Regions from separate parts of the Homo sapiens genome. Here region 2 is linked to region 1. The links are chromatin contacts, found by Hi-C or POLR2A ChIA-PET in ENCODE. All regions are on one chromosome and are shown on one strand. Each heading gives the region's core, a stretch centred on a gene start or an enhancer-like site at or near the end of the contact. The rest is flanking DNA. Distances are from core to core; before and after follow the strand shown. Region 1 overlaps ATP8A1 (ATPase phospholipid transporting 8A1). Region 2 has its middle 14 kb from the start of ATP8A1-DT.

What was found. A loop is a pair of places that touch in the nucleus more often than their neighbours do. ChIA-PET counts read pairs that join two places held with the same protein, here RNA polymerase II (POLR2A). Pooled maps may share reads with other maps.
Region 2: a map of left cardiac atrium shows a loop between it and region 1 (3-fold over the local background). The contact joins two enhancer-like sites. A Hi-C loop is called at or near these places in 2 of 168 maps with a recorded cell type or tissue (gastrocnemius medialis and left cardiac atrium) and 4 of 50 pooled maps. POLR2A ChIA-PET finds 5 or more read pairs at or near these places in 3 of 52 experiments (activated B cell, activated CD4-positive, alpha-beta T cell and activated T-cell).

The regions. Positions count from the first base shown.
Region 1 is chr4:42,602,039-42,607,736 of GRCh38, forward strand. All of the region lies in intron 5 of ATP8A1 (ATPase phospholipid transporting 8A1), which reads right to left. Among named protein-coding and RNA genes, the nearest start is that of ATP8A1, 52 kb to the right of the region's middle. Within about 2 kb of position 3,518, at least 2 of the 41 ENCODE cell types and tissues checked have a DNase peak (open chromatin) inside an H3K27ac peak, as active enhancers do.
Region 2 is chr4:42,668,019-42,674,172 of GRCh38, forward strand. No RefSeq gene overlaps it. Among named protein-coding and RNA genes, the nearest start is that of ATP8A1-DT, 14 kb to the left of the region's middle. Within about 2 kb of position 3,918, at least 2 of the 41 ENCODE cell types and tissues checked have a DNase peak (open chromatin) inside an H3K27ac peak, as active enhancers do.

The sequences.
Region 1 (5,698 bases), core at 2,268-4,767:
GGACATTCAGATGCTTATAAAACAAATTAATGAATACCTCACAGTGCATTTTGGTGAATCAACTTCATTAATTTAAAAAAATAATCATTCCAAGCTAGAGAGAGCTCAAATAAAGTATTTCCAGCACAATATCTTAACCGCAGAAGTTAAAGTACCAATTTTTACAGTGCTTAAACAGTTACGGACCAAGGATCTAAAGCACAGGCACCTTAAATTGATCACTGGATCCTGAAACACAAGACTCTAATGCCTGCAGAGCTCACCCAAACTGATCCCAGGAGTAAATCCCCTGCTCGATGTTGCTCATGGAGCAGTAGGGGTTTGGTGTTTCTGACCCGGAGTCAAAACAGCCTCCGGTAGAAAAGCAAGAGGTGCTGTCTCTGCCAGAGTCCAACAGTATGTTCCTCAAAATAAGTTGTAACAAAGCATAAAGAATAAATGAGGGCTGGGAGCAGTAGCTCACGCTTGTAATCCCAGCACTTTGGGAGGCCGAGGTGAGCGGATCACCTGAGGTCAGGCGTTCGAGACCAGCCTGGCCAACATGGTGAAACCCTGTCTCTACTAAAAAAACACCAAAAAAATTAGCCAGGCATGGTGGCGCACACCCGTAGTCCCAGCTACTTGGGAGGCTGAGACAGGAGAATGGCTTGACCCCGCGAGGGGGAGGTTGCAGTGAGCCAAGATGACGCCACTGCACTCTAGCCTGGGTGACAGAGCAAGACTCCGTCTCAAAAATAAAATAAAATAAAATTAAAATAAATAAATAAATAAATAAATGAGAGCTCCCCTTTAATTATGTAACCCAGTGGCTACAATATAATAAGAGAGATGGTAACAAAGAGAGATGGTAAAGTCCTGTTCAAATCAACTACACCCAAGATCAACTGACAGAGTGAGTGGGCTATAAGTTTGCATTAATTTAGGAAAAACTGGTCAATAGTGTCTAGAGCTCTGTATTGCCACTTATTTCCTTCGGATCCTATCTCATATTAGTAATTATCCCAATAGTAATACTTAGTTTTTTTTAAAAAAAAACTATAAGTGTCCAATATTTCTAAAATCAAGATATTTGACATGAAGATTAAGACTTCAGATTAGACAGGATGAATAAGCTCCAGAGAACACACTATCTTCCTGGAATTTGATTTGGGTCTCAAGTCTTCCAATTCACGGACAAGCTATCTTTCTGTACTTATTTACATCTTAATTTTTCTTGGATATGTTTTGTAGTTTTCTGTGAATGGGTCTTTCACTAGATTTAATTCTTGATATTTTATGTTTTTTCTTAACCTCACGAGGGTTATTTTTTATTCTATATTCCAGTCATTGGCAATATTTAGAAATGCATTAAATTTTTGTACAATGAATGACCTTGTCATCCTGTAATTTTGTTACTTCACTTATTAGTTTGGGTATGGTTTTTTTAACTTTTATTTTGTTGTTTCTGTAGCAATGCTTTTGATGCAACTTAATTTCTCTTTGTGAACAATGCTGCATTATGATTTTTTGGCAGTTTTATTATGCTCATATGCCTCCCTGTTTATCCCATTTTAAAACTCTTACAGAAAAATGCCTTTGAAACTCTGGAATAATTTTTACTACTAAAAACTTCCTGTTGATTTTATGCCTTTAGCATCTCAAAATCTGCCAATATTTTAAAAATCTTCTCCACCATCACCAATATCAGCACCCCTAGTTCAAGGAACCACCCCCTCCCAACTGGATGTCTGTATTAGCCTCAGGCTAGTTTCCTGCATTCATTCTTAATCTCTTTCAAATTCAGTTTCTACAGTGTAGCTATAAGGATTATCTATGATGATTTTACATAAATGTTATAATTACATATTATTATGTATCAGTCCATACACACAAACTTGGGTCACCCCTTGCTCAGAACTCTTCAGTTGGCTTCCCTAGGCTCAAAAAATAAATCAAAACATCTACAAGGCCTTTTATGAAGCAGCTCTTGCCTCTTTCCTGTCATCACTTCTTGTCACTCCCAACACACCCTCCTTATGCCCTCTGTAGTGAGCGCACCATGCTCTCTGCTGTCTCAAATCCTTTGCACATGTTTCCATGCCTAGAATTCTCTTTCCCTCCATCCTCACCTAGTTAACTTGTACACACACCTTGTAGATCTCAGCTTTAACAGCACTTTCTCAGGGGACATTGTGTTGACACCCAGTCCTTCCTCCTCACCCCCAAATCTAAATGAGCTCCGTGCACTTTTCCTTTAGAACACTTATCACAGCATCACAGTTTTACTGTATACTTAATTAAACAGGATTATTTAAGGGCTGTCTCTTCCCCCAGATTATAAGATCCATGACAAGAGAAACCTTCCCTATTATACTCACTGTTACCATTCCAGTGTTATCACACAGCACACACTGGTGCTCAGTAAGTACTAACTGGGTGGAATGCTGGATCCACTAATATTCTTATCTGTCATAGGATCATATAAAACCATTGCAACAGTTATAGATTTACTGAAGATACAACTCCACTACCTAGTAGGGCTCATGTTAAAAATAACATAAACATGACATTTAATAAATAGTTGTATAGGAAAATACTTTGGCAGTTTCTCAAAAAGTTAAGCACAGTTACCACAGACCCAGAAATTCTACTACTAGGTGTATACCCAAGCAAACGGAAAACATATGTTCACACAAAACTTGTATATGAATGTTCACTGAAACATTATTCATAATAGCCAAAGGGTAGAAACAACCCACATGTCTATCAACTGATGAATGGATAACAAAATGTGGTATAGCCATTAAATGGAATGTTATTCTGCCATAAAAATAATTTAAGTGTGGATACAATGACATGAATGAATCTTGGAGATATGCTAAGTGAAAGAACCCAGACACAAAGGGCCACGTATTGTATGATCCCATGTACATAAGATGCCAAGAACAGACAAATCCATGGAGACAAAAGGTAGGTTAGTGATTGCAAGGGATTCAAGGAAGAAAGAAAGACTGACTGTTTACATGTATAGGGTTTCTTTTTGGATTAATGAAAATGTTCTAGAATTAAGGTTGTGGTGATCGGTGCATAACCTTGTGAATGCACTAAACACCCCTGAACTGTATCCTTCAACATGGTGAGTTATATGGTATGTGAACTATAACTGAATTAAAAAATAGCTACAGAAAAAGATGCCAATGAACTATTTTAACATTTGCTTAAAATAGACATCTCAGTTTTATAAGTGACTAAACCAATTTTCAGTGCAAGCAGTTAGAAATGGTTATGTAACCCTCAGAGGCACTAACACAAACTGTTCTCTGGTATCAGCTCAGGGCCACTCCTTCCAGCTCTGTAATTTAATCTAGCCCTCCTCAACATGCTGTGACTTTACAGATGTTTGTTAGTTCACATGTAAAAAATAGCCCTGATCCACTTTGTTGGGTGCCATTTAACACATGGGAAGTGTCACAACAGGCTTCTCAGATCCAACAGATTATGCCAGAGAGTCTTCACTCAATAACGGATAGTGGAAGCCAGTGGCACTTACATGGAAAACCGCCTCCAAATCTGCTGCACTTCTGCCGTCCTCCTTCAAATCTGCTTGACGCCTCCATCTTCTGTACGTGCTCATTTTCCCTCAACCTTGCTCTGATCAGTTTTCTCTCCACATTCAAACTTATTTACCTCCTTTCTCCAACCGACCTTTTGCGAATCTTTGTCTCCAGCCAAACAGTGCATTCTCCTCTCCACCCAAATGTTCTCTCTCAATTCATTATTGGAGAAATACTTAGAAAAATGTGGCATACTGCCCAAATGTACACATCTAAGAAACTTTTAAATACATATTCAATGTTTTCTACCAAATGACAAAATCAATACATGTTTCCAGCAAGACAGGTATGTATACAAGGTAAAAGCTGACATTCCTCTTCTCAAGGCCAGTTTCTCACAGTAAGGAGTACTAACTGATGAATCCTCGCACACCTTTCTCTAGACAAACATGGACATTCTTGTTTTTTCTTTCCCTTTTAAAATTTCTCTGCCACTTGGTTTTCCACTCAACATGCCATAAATACTTTAATGAATAGCAGAGATATTTAACTCATTTTTGGAAAATACTCCATGGCACAGATGTGTCAATTACAACGGGTTGGATAATTAGGTGGACACACAAGACTTCACAGGATGTATTCACAGAAGACTTTACTCAAGGCAAAGGATATGGTACAGCAGGAAAATGAAAGACCAGAAAAGCATCAGAGGCCTGAGAGACTGACAGGCATGGCTCCCCAGGATCCCTTCTCTTTCACCCTCAACACGGGTGTTGAAGCTCCATGGTATGTATGTGAAATCTGAATTTCAGGAAAGCCCAGGCAAAAGTTTCCAGTGGCGTCTTTTCTACCCTCTAGTTGACTAGCCAAGGCAAACTGTGTAGCCAGTAAAACTAGTTAAGCCATCAATCTCTATATATGCTTAAACTGAGTAGAGAAGCTAGTCTTGGGTGGCTACAAGGGAGTTTCAAACCTTAAACAGCACATTATAAATCACCAGCTAGTCCGTCTCATCCTTGTCTTAGGCAGTGTTCAGCATCACACTTCCAGGTGTCCTAGAGATAGGCACAGAGCTGTCCTTGCCCTGTGTGAGACAACTCAATTTTCCACAACAGCTGCATCATAAAGCATTCAACTATTCTCCCCCTGGTGCAAATTCTGACTTCTATTTTTTTCTACTACCACAGCAATGAAATATATTCACATGATTGTACCCTGTAAGAGAGAATGCCCCAGAGAACATTGCTGACTCCGGGGCATTTGAGTTTGTAATTTTATCAGATACAACCAGATACCTAAGAATCTACAGCACTCCATACTTTTACCAGCAATGTATAAATTTCCACTGACTATAAACTGAGACAAGCACAAACTTATCCATTCCTTGAATTTTGTCAGTCTGATGAGTATTTGATATTTATTCTGAAGGCTGTAGTGGTCTGGATTAATGAAAGTATAAATTACCTTTACATCCCTACACTGGGTTGGAATCCTAACTAAATAGAGTAACGCTTCTTTGAAAATATTACAGAACCTTGCTGTTCAACACTTGCTGCATGGGCCTGCTGCATCTGCAGTGCTGGTAGGCTCCCTAGAAATGAGGACGTACTTCTACCCCATCCCCCATTTACTGTGTTCTTGAAATACAAAACCAGAATACAGAAATGAAGAAAGGAAATACACAAACTTGAGGCTAGTGTCTTCTTGGAATATAGATGAGTATACTCTGATAAAGTTAAAAATCAGCTCACAACATAAAAAAAAGTTTCCATACAAATCAAGACTTGAACACTGGCCAAGGAAACTAGTCAATCCTATAATTCATTGTTATCTTTTAGAACTGGTTCTTAAACACCCAGTCCTTAGAACAATGAAAATAAACACCACCACATGTATTATGCTGGTGACTGAATTAGCAATCTAGGTATTTTTAAATCATCAACCTCCTCTGACCCGGCACAAACCTAAGTTTAGAGAAAGCAAGAAACAATGCCCAGCCTGTGATGAGCATTTAGGGTTGTTGAGCCAAAAGTAACAGAGATGCTATTCTGATTCTACAGGTTTTTTTTTTTTTTTAATGTATTCATTTCAGTAGAGAATTAGGTAAACCTCACATTACACAGCCAAGGCCAATGTAATTTTGTACATTTAGAATGTGTTCAAGA
Region 2 (6,154 bases), core at 2,668-5,167, 66 kb after region 1:
CACTGTATATTGTACTGTTGGAAAGGTAGTCTACAAATGTATATATTGATTGTATCCCCAAATATTCAACTGCACATAATGGAAAATCCCAAAGGTTCAATTGCACATAATGGAAAATCCCAAAGTAGCAGTAATTTAAACAAGGTAGAGGTTCATTTGTCTCTCATATAAAAAAAGTCTGAAGATATCTCTACACTGCCTTCAGAGATCCGGAGACTTCTATTTGTACTCTGCAATGCTAACACATAGCTTCCATCCTCAAGGTCACCTCATAGTCCTAGCACACTGAGTCAGATTCTTTCAGCATCTACTTCTGAAGCCTCAGATAAAAGTTATGTTCAGCTCTTATTGGCTCATCACCTGGCCATGTGTAGCAGATAGGGAGGATGGGAAATTAGTTATTTATTCAACCAGTAATGTACCTAGATAAAAATTTGGGATTCTGATACTTAAGGGAAGGAGAGAATGGATTAGCAGGTAGGCAGCCAGCATTCTCTGCCAAACTTTTCAGTAAATCTCAGAAATCTTTCTCAAGGTTGCATTATGAAAATTCTGGAGCTTTCCATGGACGAAATAATACATTTTGTCCAAATTGTGTTTTTAAATGTAAAAAAAAACCAGAGTTTGCATCATCCTAGAAACAGGTTACATGAAACAGGGTTTTAAACTGCTGACACTTAGCAAAGAACTTGTTAAATGTGAACCGAAATAGTATTAAACGGAGTACAATAGAGAATAGAGGCTGAAATTAATTTTGTGAGGTAGTAACTTATTAAGGTGACTTTCTGGATAAAAATAAATGGAATCTTGGAGGTGAATAAGATACTAACAAAGCAATGGATGAAGTAAAACGAAAAGATTTCTTTTAGTTTTTCCTTTGTTTATACAAAAAAAAGGGAAAAGTAAAAAAATTATTGATTTTTGAAGAGACAAGTTCCATAATGGTATTTTGGGAACATCATCTCTTAGCTATGCTCAAACTACACCGTGAGGGAAAGCGCAGAAGGAGAGCCCGGTTAGGATGCGCCTGTGGCCATCTTGTCAATGGAAGTTTTCTGTACTTATGTGTAGTTTTGGGGTCCCAAAAGGATTATCCAAAGCAAACTTCATTTTAAAAATTTAATATTCAATTTATTAAATTTGTATGTAACAAACATAGCTCTTCTTTAAGCTTTGAAATTTAACTTAATTATTTTAGTATACTTAGACATCTAAGTAGATTTAACTTAATTATTTTATTGTACTTAGACATCTCACAAATTTTGAAAATTACTTTTGAAGCGGTGTTTAATTAATGTTTGATTCCATTTATAAACTTAAACCCCCTTAAACATTTTAAACTATACTGACAAAGTTGATACATTTCCTTTTCATATTTAAGTGCTTTAGTCATCTGAAAAAGCCTTCTCAGTACTGAAATAACTATCATAATACGATAAATTTAAATTATAGAAGATATGTCTTAGGCTTTTATAAACTCTCTAATACTGATTAATTTTGACATAGAATCTTTGTCAATTAGTCTCATCACTTTAATTTGGAATTACACAGATAATTTTAGTAACAGGTCAAATTCTCCTAAATATAGTGACTATTTCTAAACCTTACTAAAAATATTAGTACTATAAGTTTGATTTACTTAATCCTATATATGTATATGTAATTCTACAGGTTCACAGCTATTGATTCTCTTGGAAACAATTATGCTATCCAAACAATTTCAGGGTTAGCATGCTAAGCACTTTCGGAGGTTATACTTTTAGCTGGCTGAGGTTGAATGTTAACCAGAGATGTCATCTGAGACATTTGAGCTCTAGCATTACAGATATCCTTGAAAATTTTATGACATTTTTGGCTGTCAATGTGCCTGAGTCCTCCAGATTCAAGTCATCCATTACCTAATACTTTTCTCTACCACATTTGGTCCATTTGGTTGATTTCAACTAGTTTATTACTGTGTCACCCCACTCTAAACTATTTTCATATTTTTTCTTATTAGGACTGGCAGGTATAGTTCTTTTAATGACATTGATTTGGATTTTGTTTACCTCCCAGTGCTTCCTCTAACTGGTACCTTTCAGGTTAAGGGCTAAGCTTACAGCCTGAATGAGGGTGACAGCAACTGGGTGGAAACAAAGTGCAAAATGGAAAGGTATTAGGAAGGGAGAATAGACAGTAAACACTAAGGTTGGGGATGGATTCCAGGAAGAGGAGACCACGTTGAACAAAGACCCAGAGGAAAGGTGGAGCTTGGCAGCTCCAAATCCTCACTCCATATCTGCCCACTCCCAACATCCCCAGCAGTTATTATGGATGGAGGGTGATGTCCTCTCCTGCTGCATTCCTGTGGGAACACCCAACCTAAAATATTTATCTAGACTAAGGTATAGAAAATCTGTAATTTCAGAGCTTCCTTGGGTCTTTTGGTGGCCAGAATTTGCTAAGCAAGGACAGACAGCTCTGTTTCCTGAAGAGATAGATTTGTCTTACCCACCAATAAGCCTCTCCCTGTGTTTGGAAACTAGAGGATGAATATGAGAGTAGTAGTTGGAATGAACATTCGTAACAAAAAGTGCTGTCTCCTGGCTGGAAAAGGGAGTGTGTGAAGATCATTCAATTTTTATAGAACAATCTCCTCTTCAGTACGAACCTATTTGGTAGTTTCTGAAAAATCATTCCTTGTTCTTTTGCATGTGTGTGTCAAGAAAAGAGATATGCCAGAATGATACAATAATTATTTTCTAACTGAGCAGGAAGGATGGTGAGACATGTCACACCAATGGAAGGACCTCATCTCAGGCAGGTTCTTAATATGCCACCCTCATCCACTCTAGCCCCCTCCCTCTGTTTATTTCATTCTAGTCATAATTACCCAGTCTCTGAGCACTAGCTTATTGAGTTCAGTGTATTGCACTGGTCTCAAGATGGTAAGGGTTTTCTGGAGTGGGAAAGGGGTTGGCAGTGAGAAGCTGTGAGAACATTTGTGGGGAAAAGATGATTGAACAGTAGGACAGGGAAGCAAGTCTAGAGACTGGCATGTGCCCTCAAGGAGAGTCTCTGTGAACAGGGTGAACTATTTTTTGTGGTGACATCATATTTACCCTAAAGTTTTGCATTTCAATTTTAGAATTTTGACATAATTTCAGATTACAGAAAAGTTGCTAGGATCCAACAAAGAACATTTTTACTATACGGTATTTGCTTTATTCTTCTCTCTTTCTTTCTCTCTATTGTTTTTTCGGAACTGTTTGGGAGAAAGTTGCTGGCATGAATCCTGTTACTCCTAAATACTTCAAAGTGTGTTTTCCTAAGGCAAGCACATTCTCTTACATAACCACAACACACTGATTAAAATCAGGAATTTAATATTAAAACAATACTATTATCTCATTTACAGACCTTCTTCAGATTTTATCTTTTGTTCCAATAATGTTCTCTAGATCATGTGTTGCATTCAGTTGTCATGTCCTTTTAATCTCTTTCACTTGGAACAGTCTTCCTTTGAATTTCATGATATTGACTTTTTTGAATAGTACAGGCCATTTGTTTTGTACACTACCCCTCAGTATGGGGTTGTCTGATGTCACCTCGTGGCTTTGGCAGGAAGTCATGTTGCGTTGCTGTCAGTGCATCCTACAGGCACAGGATGTGAATACCCCTTTCCTGTTGATGTTAACTTTGACCACTTGGGTTAAGATGGGACTGACAGGTTTGTCGACTGTAAGGTTACTATTTATCCTTTGGTAATTAGTGTTATCTGGTAGGGAGATTAGTTTTACATTGTTAATCAGTCTTACATTGTAATTTCACTCTGTGTATTTGGAACGAAAATTTTGTTGTTGTTTCTTTTACTTTTTAATTTTTCTTTCCCCTAAAGGTGTCTTACTTGTCTACTTGGTTATTCTCAGTGCTGCTGCAGGTACCTACCCTTACATCTTTGTTGGCCCAAGCCTGCAACCCTGTCTGCACTGGCAACTGCCCATACTAGCAGAGTGTTGATGGCAGAGGGAGGAAGCCACAGCTCCCATTGCTCCCTCATCTCTTCAACCTAGAACACAGCCATAAAAACTACATGAAATGTACTTCACTGAGAGTTTTGGGGGTTACCAAAAGAAATTCTATAAGATGGAAAATAAGAAGATATTCCCTTTAAATTCATGACACTTACAAAAAGTTTGTAAACTATACAAAGGCATAGTTTACCTCATACCTTTGTTACAAAAGACATTGAGGCAATTTGTTCTGTAGACCTTATATATACCTCTTCTGTTATGTGGGAAGCTTAGTTCCTGCATGAGATCAGATAAATAACAAAACCAGTATTATCACACTTGAAAACTAATATTAGTTCTTTCATATTGTTACATATCCAGGAGAAGCTCAAGGTAATTTAACTTTTAGTGATTCTTTGCACACAAGTTGGATATCAAAGCTGGAGAAAATTTTCTCATTGAGAAAAACTCTTATGATTGGTGTAAATGTACAGCAATAGTGAAAGGAAACATTTTACTCTGACCTACAGGAAATCTTATTGTTTCTAGTTTTTCTTTACAGAGTAGACAGTGGAAAAAATTATAGAGTAAAATATAGATATTTCCTTTTGAATGTCTTTTTCCAGACATATTAGCTAAGATGTTCAGGGAGCGTGTGTGAGAAATGAGATGGCATTTTCAGTAAGAGCTAACGAGAGGAGTAAGCACACATTGAAATTTCCATTCTGCCAAAAACCTGGTCCAGTGAATATTTCATCTTAAATAATAAGAGGAAAAGCTAATCTCACATTCTCTCAATTTCATTTTAGATTGTTTTCTGGCATTGGGAAGTATAGAGAGAGTTTTCTTTTTCTTTTTTTCTTATCACAACACTGTATGTCTTAAAAATACTGGCAATTGAGAGTGTTGAAATAGTGAGTGAATTATTTGGATTGGTCACCTTGAAGAAGCTGAAAGAACTTGGCAGGTATTCAAAAACTGGAGATTGAATGAGTTAAGGGTAAAATTGATCTGTCTTGCAGCTTTCTGTCTAAAAAACTGCCTCCTTTTTTGCAGTCTTGGAGTCTAAACTCTCTTGTTTCAAACACTGAGAAGTTTTAAAAGCCCTGACAAATGCCAGTAAAATCTATCAAGCAAGGTCAAGGAAACTACTTCCTCTCATCCAGTCATAGGTATCCAGGCAGTTTGCTCAGGCACCTAGAGTGCCACTCAAAGCAAGGCAGTCTGCCGCGCTTGAGCTCTGTTCTTATTTCCCCATAGTACATTCAACTGCCTGAGCATCTGACTCAGACATAGCAGAGATATTGCTGCTGCCAGAGGGTAATAGTTTGTCCTGTTATCCTGGAATGCCCTTGCACTGAGAAAATGAGAAACTGGGCAACTCAATGAATTTCCCATCCTGTGGATTTCTCACTGGCTCTCCCTGGCTCTATTTCTTCTTCCATTTTAGAGGGAATAGTCATCCTGCTTTTCAGGCTACCACCTTTTCTTTGGAATCAGTTGGATGCATTTAATGCATATGGAAGAGATGCTGAGAGGGCATGTAGTAGAAATAAGAATAAAATATTTCATTTTTTTCTGATTTCTTGGAGAATGAAATGTTCCATGTAAGTGTATTTTTCTAGACAATTGAAATCTATGCCTTAAATGTCAAAACTTGTTTTTAACTTTGAGAAATGATGTAGCACAGTGGTTAAGCACACAGACTTTGAGGCAAATTGTCTGTATTTAATCACTCTCTACCTTCGTAACTTCAGGCACTTAGCCCCTTGTGCCTCAATTTCCTCATCTGTGGAGTGAAGATAATAATAGACCTTATCTTACAGGGTTATGGAGAGGATTAAATAGTATTAAATGAGTTATTATATGTAAACATTTAAAACAATGTCAAATATATAGTAAGCATATAGAAGTTATTATTATTAATTTATCCATTCATATACAAATCTTACCCTGAAATGGTACCCATCTTCTTGTTATCTTTTATAGAGTATATTGAACATTGACTACTCAGTGCCTTCATACTCAGGGAAAGAATATAGTCATGCCTTCAGAGAGTCCTAAGATGATGCCGACGATGAAACAATAGCTAACATGGTTTCATGAATGTTCTTGGTTAATCCCTGCAAAAAACCTCTAGGATAGGCACACTAATAAATAGA